3 separate regions of the Homo sapiens genome follow, and all the other regions are linked to region 1. A link is a contact called in ENCODE Hi-C or POLR2A ChIA-PET data. All regions are on one chromosome and are shown on one strand. The core of a region is the stretch at or near the end of the contact, and the rest is flanking DNA. Distances in the headings are between cores, read along the strand shown.

Region 1 (3,077 bases), core at 212-2,711:
AGGAGACTGAGGCTGCAGACAGGCCCTGATGAGAACTCACATCTACCCCTTGGCAGGAGCAAGGCCACCCACACCTAAGGCATAAAGGCTCAGAATAAGCCAGGTCATGGCGTCGCAGGGGGCAGCACACTTCCCTCCCGACCTGCCCAAGTCCCACCTGGGCAGACCATGCCTCACTTGGTACCCCAAGGCCTGCCCAAGCTTGCCTGGGCTGGGCGGCCTACCTTAAACACTCCTTAACTTCCTTTCCCACAGCCATGGGATTGCTTTTTGCAAGTCATGTGGTTCAATCTAGCCAGCAGTGCTCCCCCAGCCCTCCTGCTGCCGTGGGCGCCCACATCCTTCAGCTCAAAGAACAGGTCCTGACTCAGAGTGATGGGTGGGGGGACACAAAGTTATAAAACCAACTTTCCAAATGACAATTTGCTCAAGAGTACTTAGTTCCAGAGGAGGCAAGGGAACAGCTACCAAGTATAAACAAAGGCTGCTCTGTGTAACTCAACTTTAATTAGAATGACAACTAATTGAAAGTAATTTAATGCTAGTTCATGAAAGATTAATGGAATTCATGTTTTGGAGATGCTGAATGCAACACAGATTTGGCCTGAAACACAAATCTAACCTTTATTCACTTTAATTATTCAGTCAGAATCATTTCCTGGGAGCAAGTCTAGTCTCTGGACGGCTCTAATCAAACACCACTGAACTTTGAAGACATCAACTCATTCAGCTGCAACTCAATTTTCAAATTAATCTGCCACATAACATGGAGGCTTTGTGGCCTAAGCAGGGGGCAGGTGGGAGGGGAAGATGGGGTTAAAGCCCTCCCAGGTATGAACTGATTCTAGAGCATCTGACCTTCCCCACCCTCTCTAGTGGCGAGGCACTTCCGGAACTGGTGCCAGGTCTTCCTATGAGAGGCTGAGCTGAGCAACCACGCTGCCTCCATGCTTGAGCTCAGGGCTCCACACTCACAACTGAAGCCTAAGCCTGGTACAGCTGGAACCCTGAAGGGGGCCCTGGACCAGCAGAGCCTGCCTCTTCCACCCTAGCCTAGCTGCCCTTCCCTGCTCTCTCCCTCTCCCTAGGAGAGCTGAGACGAGGGACTTGAGCTCTCTGCTTGGCAAGATGCCCTCAGAAACCACCCCAATTTCTGCACCCACTTATTCCTTGGCCCTTCAGGCAGGCACCAGGTACGGCCCACACAGACTCAGCCTCTCCTTCCCTGCCTTGGAAAACCCAGGTCCCTAACTCCATCTGCTTTACTTTACAGCCCTTCCAAGGCTTCTTCCTAAAACCTTCTCTGCCAAAGGGGAGGCAACGCCACCATTTCTCACAGCCTGGGGCAGCTTGGAATGTGATATTTGGAGTCAGCAAAGATTCCAATCTGGCTAATACACATTAGGCAGTGTAGAGACCTGTGCTTTGGCCCTGAGGCACAGCCATGTGACCATGACTAATCTATGTCATAGACGAGGTCAGAACAAGAGAAGGCAGGATGTCCCAGGAGGGCTGTGTCAGAACTCAAGGAAAAAAATATGACCTAAAGAATGCTCTTCCTGGCCATTCAGCGCCCCCCGTTTCGGGTTTTGCAGCAGACTTCCCCTGGGAAGTCAGCTCCAGCAGTCTTGGGACCCTGGGCAAGCAGCATCTGGGCCCCCCACCTGCCCATCCCAACACATCCTGCAGCAGTGCCGCACCCGGGCACCGTGGAGCCACAGAGGTCAGGAGGCCTGATTCCAGCTTATGCAAGTGACAGTGGCTGATGGCAGAGGAGACTGCAAGTGATCGTCCCACTCCCCTCCTACCTCAGGAGGTGCTGAGCCACCCTCACTGCTCTCGTTCACGTCATGAGAGCAAGAGTCAGCTGCTGCCGCCCTCCAGGCTACCAGGCCTGACCTGCTACCACCAAGGCATGACATGGGTTCCCAGAACAGCAGCCACAGCCAGATTTCCCTCCACCACACCCACCCGGGCAGCCTCCTCTAAAGTCACCAAACCCCGCCAGTCACAGAGAGCTCCCAGATCAGAACAGGTGAAGGATAACTGCAGAATTCCTCAATAACAAGGCCGTTTGCTAGCCATGTGGTCTATCAACCCTAAGAGGTGGAGAGACACCCTGAAAATGACCCTAAGCATGGTTCATCTCTGAGGCTCCAGCACCTAATAGTGTGTGCTTCTGCGCACTAATTAAATGTCTAGAATAACAGAGAATTAATGCAACTCCTTGAAGACTGTGGGTTAGGGAGTCCCTGAGGAGCCAAAGATACCGGCCAATGATCCCGACAAGAGGAGCTCTAGGGACAGGGCCCCATTTCTCAGCCAACCCGACATGGGCAGTCTGTGGTACTAAATAGTGACCCAGCCTAGGAGGTGTGGAGGCAAAACGTCAAATATATGTATTAAATCACTGGGACCAGGCAGTATCAGAATTTCTCAGCAACCAATTTTTATAGCCCCAGGTATAACCTCTAGCTATTGAAGATGAATGGGACAGAAAGTGAGAGGTTTACCAAGCTTTTGACCATGAGGAAAATCAGAAGGAAGACGTGGGGATGAACAGACCTCAATGTCAGACAAGCCAGGGGAGCCTGCCCAAAGCCACACACATGAAGAGAAGAAAAAAGCAGATAAATAAACGAAAGCTGGCCAGTGTTATCAAAGCCACACCAACCTTCACCTTACCCAACAGCTTCACAGCAAAGTCACACTGGATGAAGGGGCCGAGAAGGAGAGCGAAAGCTAGTCAGACCCTGAAAGGGAATCTGGCTGACAGAAAGAGCAAAGCCAGGGATAAGTGGGCACTGCTTTACAAGGACAAGTGTAAAGTAGCCATTTTCAACCTTTCTTACCCTTGTGTACCCTAAAAAAAAATTTACATCTATGCATATCTAAGCTTAATACGTAAAATTCTTCATTTTAAATTTAAATAGTTGCAAAAAGTATAGTTTCTATTGTTATAAATATTAGCTAAATTATTAAATCAGTTCTAAATGTATCCAACGGAATGTAACCTCCACTGCAGTTGGACACCCACCTTCATCTGGTTAAAAATACACATCTATACAACAGTCAGA
Region 2 (3,077 bases), core at 156-2,655, 490 kb before region 1:
TTCTTGTTGTCATCAACCTTAATTAGGTCGATTTGGTGTTCAGCACAAAGGGCCTCCACCAACTTGACATCCATAGGCTCATCACAGTTGGATGCCAGCACACAAAGATGGGCTTGGCGCTTGTCTAAGGCTTTGGCAGCTTTGCAAATTCCACATGCTAGGCCATTGTGGATGAGGGCGGTCTTCAGCACCTCTTGTAAAGCAGTATTAACGTCCATTACACCTCCAACAGCAATGCGTTCCTCGGCCATGGCAGTGGGTTATGGGTGAAGCCCAATCTTGAACACACCAAAGCCTTTGCGTCCGCACGACCTGGCGGTGGCAGGGAAAGAGCATATTCTAAAGATTCTTGTTAAGCTCAGACATTTCCTAAGGCATCCATGCAGGTCAGGGGTGCTGTGTATCCAAGTCCTGGATGTGAAGCAGGAGGAAGCAGATGTAAAGAGGTAGGAGCTACAGGAATGCTCAAAGGATCACATCTCCCTCCTCCTCCCCAGTCTCTGCATCACAGGGGCTCATGCTCCTTGCTTAGCCTGATGAGGCTACATCCAGCCAGCCCAGCCCGGTGAAGCTGCTTCCTGCTCCCAGCTCAGGAGCTCCAGGCAGGACTGAGCACAGCCAGCCATCAAATTTTGCCTGATCTAGCCCAGTGCAGTTATCAGCATTTTGTTTCTACCTCCATGTTTTGACCCTGGGTTCATCAGCTTGACCTTTAGCCCTAAAAGACACTGTCAAATTTGCTGAGTTTGGGGGCATTTCCACAGCTGCTTCTGTCTTTACCCCCTGCAGCTCCTCCTCTGCCATTCCACTCAGCCCTTCTCTCTCCCAAAATCCACAGGTGCCTAGCCCCACAGTGGCTGCTCCGGCAAGTCTCCCTGCTTTGATCAGATTCCCATGCTGTCTGACCACCATTTTTTTAAATTTTTGCACCCTACTTCTAGTCATCCACTCAAAGGAGGCCAAAACTACAATTCCTCTTTCCTCTTTTCCATCCACGCTGATATCACATCTCTAAGGCTCACTTAGACTTTTATTATCTTCTCCACTGAGGTAGAGATTATAAATCAATACATGTCATAACCTCAGTGTACGGGATGGCTGTGTGTGGGTGTAAGAGACAGAGAGAAAACACCAATGTTGGTATAGTAGAAATTGCAACTGATGTGTTACAATATGAAGAGGGAATATTGCATATCTTCCAATTCCTATTTTCAAAGTCGACTCATCTTTCCAGAACTGTCACTCCCAGCCATGGGAATAAAGTTCAGGAGCTCAGATTGCATTAGCTTCCTCCTTCTCACTCCAATGGGTAGTTTGTACCAGCTCCACCTCCCATCCCCAGGAGGAGCTCCTTCCAGGTTCCTCGACACCTGCCGCATCATACGGCTTACCCCATGGTGAGCAGAAGCTCCAGCTCAGCCCCAGGGACAACTGGCCTAGAGTGAATCATTTCTCAGGATCTCACTGGAGGTGGGAGGAGGTGGGTGGAGGAAGGTTTTGGTGGGTGAGCAAGGGGCAGAGGGACATGGTAGCACTGCTCCAGTTGTTGTTGCTTTGGGATGGAGGCGTTGAAAGATAAATTCATGAAAGAGAGACTGGAAGGCTTTCCTCTCCTGAGATTCAACCCTGGCCACACCACAGAATCCCTGTGACGCTTTCAAATAACGTGAATGTGCGGAGCACATCCCAGACCAAGGAAACTGAAACTCCAGGTGCGTAGCCAAAGAACTTGTGTCTGAAAAAAGCTCCCCAGGTCATTCAGATTCACAGCAACATAACCTGACCTCCTGATACAACAAGAAGCATACAACATCACCAATAAAGCATTCTTGATAAAAATGTCTAACCTGAATCCAACCATGAGAATGCAATCTGACAAATCCAGCTGTGGGACATTCTATAACACAACAGGCCTGAATTATTTTAAAAAGTCAGTATCATTTAAAAAGAAAGAAAGAAAGAAAGAAAGAAAGAAAGAAAGAAAGAAAGAAAGAAAGAGAGAGAGAGAAAGAGAAGAAAGAAAAGAAAAGAAAATTTGACCAGGTGCAGTGGCTCACGCCTGTAATCCTAGCACTTTGGGAGGCCGAGGCAGGCAGATCACCTGAGGTCAGGAGTTGGAGACCAGCCTGGCCAACATGATGAAACCCTATCTCTACTAAAAATACAAAAATTAGCCAGGCGTGGCAGGTGCCTGTAATCCGAGCTACTAGAGAGGCTAAAGCAGGAGAATCACTTGAACCCGGGAGGCAGAGGTTGCAGTGAGCCAAGATCATGCCACTGCACTCCAGCCTGGGCAACAGAGTGAGATCCTGTCTCAAAAAAAAAAAAAAAAAAAAAAAAGGAAAAGAAAAGTCAAGGACAATGGGCTGTTTTAGATTAAAAGTTACTAAAAAAAGACATAAAACAATACATAATACAATGCATAAATTTGAATTAGATCTTGGATTTAAAACACATGCAAATATAAAAAATATTTTGGAGCCAGTTGGAGAAATTTGAATATAGAATGTAAATTAATTATAAAATTATTAATTTTCTTAGTTGTAATGATAATGTTGTGGCCATATAGAAGTTTCTTACTTTTACAAAATGCTGCTAAATATGTGAGAGTGAAGTGCTGTGATTTCCACAGCTTTCTTTGAAACGGATCAGCATAAAAGAAATGTAGGAAACGAGATTAATGAAATGTGGCAAACTGATGACAACTGGTAAATCTAGTGAAGGATATTTGTGTATTTATTCTGACTTTTTTTCTTTCTTGAGATAGGGCCTCGCTCTTTCACCCAGGCTGGAGTGCAGTGGCACGATCATAGCTGACTGCATCCTCAAACTCCTGGGCTCTAGTGATCCTCCCACCTCAGCCTCCTAAGTTACTAGGATTACAGGTGGCCACCACCCTGCCTAGCTAATTTTTCTTTAGTTTTTTTGTAGAGGCAGGGTCTTGCTATGTTGCTCAGGCCGGTCTTGAACTCCGCAATTCAAGTGATCCTCCCGCCTTGGCCTCCCAAATTCCTGGGAATATAGGCGTAAGCCACTGCATGCAGCCAGTTCTACCATTCTTTTCAATCTGCAGTTTT
Region 3 (3,077 bases), core at 340-2,839, 320 kb after region 1:
TATATATATAAATTTATATATTTCTTGTGTCTTGTTTTTTCTAATGGTTTTAAAGTTTTCTTCATATTTAGGACTGTAAATCTATATAGAGTTTAATTTTGTGAATAGAGTGAGGTAGGGATCTAATTTTTCTCATATATTAAATTAATTGTCCCAGTACCATTTATTGAATTTGTTTCTTCATGATTTGTAATGCCCCTTTATCATATTTTAGGTTCCTAGATATACTTAGGCCTGTTTATAGACTTTTAATCTATTCTCTTTTGTTTTGTAGATCTATTTTTCCCTGTGCAAGCACCACATTTTAGTACATTTTGATAACTAAGTCTTATGTGAACTTTCTTTTTAACTGTTTTAAATGACCTCCACCGCCCCTATGTTTTCCCTAACTATATTATATAAATACTTTTTTTTTTTTTTTTTGAGACAGAGTCTCGCCCTGTCGCCCAGGCTGGAGTGCAGTGGTGCGATCTCGGCTCACTGCAATCTCCGCTTCCCGGGTTCAAGTGATTCTTCTGCCTCAGCCTCCCGAGTAGCTGGGATTACAGGCGCACGTCACCACACCTAGCTAATTTTTGTATTTTTAGTAGAGACGGGTTTCACCGTGTTGGTCAGGCTGGTCTCGAATTCCTGACCTCGTGATCTGCCCACTTCGGCCTCCCAGAGTTGCTGGGATTACAGGTGTGAGCCACTGTGCCTGGCCGGATAAAAATACCTTTTTAAAAATCACTGCAAGAACTTAGTTTTACCCTAATGTTGCATGATCTTATATAGGTAAACTATTATTTATGTAACCAGTCCCTTGTAGTTTAACACTATTCTTATGAGATACTGCTTCTCAGATTATAACTGGGGATGTGGTCCCTGCTTGAGTGCAAGTGGAAAAGCTTGTTCCTGAGATGGTGGAGAGTTCTCGTGGCAGCTGGGCTGACTTGCCTGAGGTAGAGAGGGCCTGTGTGGGCTCTTGGTTCACAGCTGCAGCAGCTCACTGCTTCCCACTGCTGGTGAATGTGCAGGACAGCAGGTGAATTTCTTTTGGGAGAGGGCAGTTTTAGAGGTTTGGTATTTGTTGTCAGTGAAGGTGATATTTTAAAGAAGCATTTTAAAGAGGATTCTACCTATATACCTTAATTCCTTTAAACATCATTTTATGGCCAAGTACACTGGCTTATGCCTGTAGTCTCAAAACTTTGGGAGGCTGAGGCAGGATGATCACTTGAGGCCAGGAGTCTGAGACAGGCCTAGGCAACATAACAAGACTCTGTCTCTACAAAACAAAACAAAACAAATTAGCCAGGCATGGTGGTGAGTGCTTGTAGTTCCAACTATTCGTGAGGCTGAGGTGGAGGGATCCCTTGAGCCAAGAAGTTCGAGGCTGCAGTGAGCTATGATCATCCCAATGTAGGCAACAGAGTAAGACTCTGTTTCATAAATAATCATTTTCTGTGTAGTTTCTGTAATACTTGCCTCTTATGCTCCTTCTAGGAAGTTACCTTCACACCCTTCAGTGTTTTTTATCTCTCCTGTTTTGTTTCCATTCTGAAGCTTAGTAATTTTGAGGTCCGATTACTTTTGTATCACATATATTCTTTCTAGTTATTTATTACCGTAATTATTTTCTAAAGCAGAAGTAGGCTCAGAGGCTCAGGAAGTGGTGTTTTGTCATGTTTGTATAGCTGGTTTCAGAGATAGGGTTTGGATCTGCACTTGATTCCTCCTGAGTAGTTATCTCTCCTCTGTCAGATTACCTCTTCTATCTACCCTTCCACCTCATTTTTGTTAGAATGACTTGGATTTAAGCGTCATTATTGTCTTTCTTTGAGGCAGCACTGAAGAAGATGTGTTTTTTTGCTTGCAACATTTAAATACCATGGTTTCCTTCTCATACTGCTTTAGGTTCAGCTTTACTTAGACTCTTAGATCCTGAGGCATTTATAAAATTGAGTAGTATGGTTAAAAATTAATTATTAGTATGTTGATAATGAGCTTTGCAGATTGTTTCCCAAAAAGAACATATGAAAGGTTCATTGGTTGTTTTGTACCATTAAATGAAAATGGATTCATCATTCAGTTGAATTTGGGGAGTCACATTCTTTTCTTTGAGTATTTATGGTCCTACTACCCCCTCACCCCGCTTACCTTTTTTTTTTTTTTTTTTTTTTTTTTTTGAGACAGTTTGCTCTGTTGCCCAGGCTGGAGTGCAGTGGCGTGATCTTGGCTCACTGCAACCTCTGCTTCCTGGGTTCAAGTGTTTCTCCTGCTTCAGTCTCCTGCCTCAGCCAGTAGCTGAGATTACAGGCGTCCGCCACCACTGCCGACTAATTACGGTCCTATTCTGATCGCTTTAGCACCTTTTTCTATTAGGTGATCAAACCTTGGATCTGAAGACCTCTTTGAGAGGCCTGCAGAGAGGGCAGGGTTGTGGAACTGCTGAAACCTGATAGCCCTTCCTAAGTGATTTTCTTTGTGACTTTTATTCTGAGGACTTCAATGGGCTGTCAGCATTCCTAATCTGACATCGATTTATCCGAGACAATTTATGCTACTTGTCAAATCACCAATAATGTATTGGGAGCAGGTAATTAAACTGTTTGCACATCAGTAGTTCTCACATCCTCATTTTGAAATCTGTTATGAATATAGTTGAGCTGTGAATTTCAAACACTGCTAATCTAAAATATATAAGATTCATAATTGTTAAAAAACATTGAAGCCATGGGGGCTTTATAGGTTTCACTCGTTTTGTTAAAATATAAGATCTGTTTTATACAATATACAAAGAAGAATATAGGGCTGGGCAGTGTGGCTCACGCCTGTAATCCTAGCACTTTGGGAGGCCAAGGCAGGTGGGTCAAAGGAGTTCGAGACCAGCCTGGGCAACATAGTGAAACCCCATCTCTACTAAAAATACAAAAGTTAGCTGGATGTGGTGGCACGTGCCTGTAGTCCCAGCTACTCGGGAGGCTGAGGCAGGAGAATCGCTTGAATCAGGGAGGTGGAGGTTGCAGTGATCCGAGATTGTGCCACTGCACTTCAGCCTGGGTGACAGAGCAAGTTTCCTCTCAAAAAAAAGAAAG

Evidence for each region. A loop is a pair of places that touch in the nucleus more often than their neighbours do. ChIA-PET counts read pairs that join two places held with the same protein, here RNA polymerase II (POLR2A). Pooled maps may share reads with other maps.
Region 2: a loop to region 1 is called in a map of psoas muscle, with 2.9 times the contacts of the local background. The contact joins two enhancer-like sites. A Hi-C loop is called at or near these places in 4 of 168 maps with a recorded cell type or tissue (dorsolateral prefrontal cortex, esophagus muscularis mucosa, pancreas and 1 more), 2 of 37 single-sample maps with no recorded cell type and 9 of 50 pooled maps. POLR2A ChIA-PET finds 5 or more read pairs at or near these places in 2 of 52 experiments (MCF 10A and activated CD4-positive, alpha-beta T cell).
Region 3: a map of PC-9 shows a loop between it and region 1 (13-fold over the local background). The contact joins two enhancer-like sites. A Hi-C loop is called at or near these places in 1 of 168 maps with a recorded cell type or tissue (PC-9) and 2 of 50 pooled maps. POLR2A ChIA-PET finds 5 or more read pairs at or near these places in 2 of 52 experiments (GM10248 and OCI-LY7).

The regions. Positions count from the first base shown.
Region 1 is chr2:42,341,221-42,344,297 of GRCh38, forward strand. It overlaps a transcript of COX7A2L not described here. Among named protein-coding and RNA genes, the nearest start is that of COX7A2L, 18 kb to the right of the region's middle. RefSeq lists an enhancer at 1-614. Within about 2 kb of position 1,462, at least 14 of the 41 ENCODE cell types and tissues checked have a DNase peak (open chromatin) inside an H3K27ac peak, as active enhancers do; they include psoas muscle, where a contact is called at or near this core.
Region 2 is chr2:41,850,351-41,853,427 of GRCh38, forward strand. It overlaps the pseudogene RPS12P4. Among named protein-coding and RNA genes, the nearest start is that of LINC01913, 26 kb to the right of the region's middle. Within about 2 kb of position 1,406, at least 2 of the 41 ENCODE cell types and tissues checked have a DNase peak (open chromatin) inside an H3K27ac peak, as active enhancers do; they include psoas muscle, where a contact is called at or near this core.
Region 3 is chr2:42,662,327-42,665,403 of GRCh38, forward strand. The region is part of intron 8 of MTA3 (metastasis associated 1 family member 3); the gene reads left to right. Among named protein-coding and RNA genes, the nearest start is that of MTA3, 95 kb to the left of the region's middle. RefSeq lists an enhancer at 1,254-1,303. Within about 2 kb of position 1,590, at least 2 of the 41 ENCODE cell types and tissues checked have a DNase peak (open chromatin) inside an H3K27ac peak, as active enhancers do.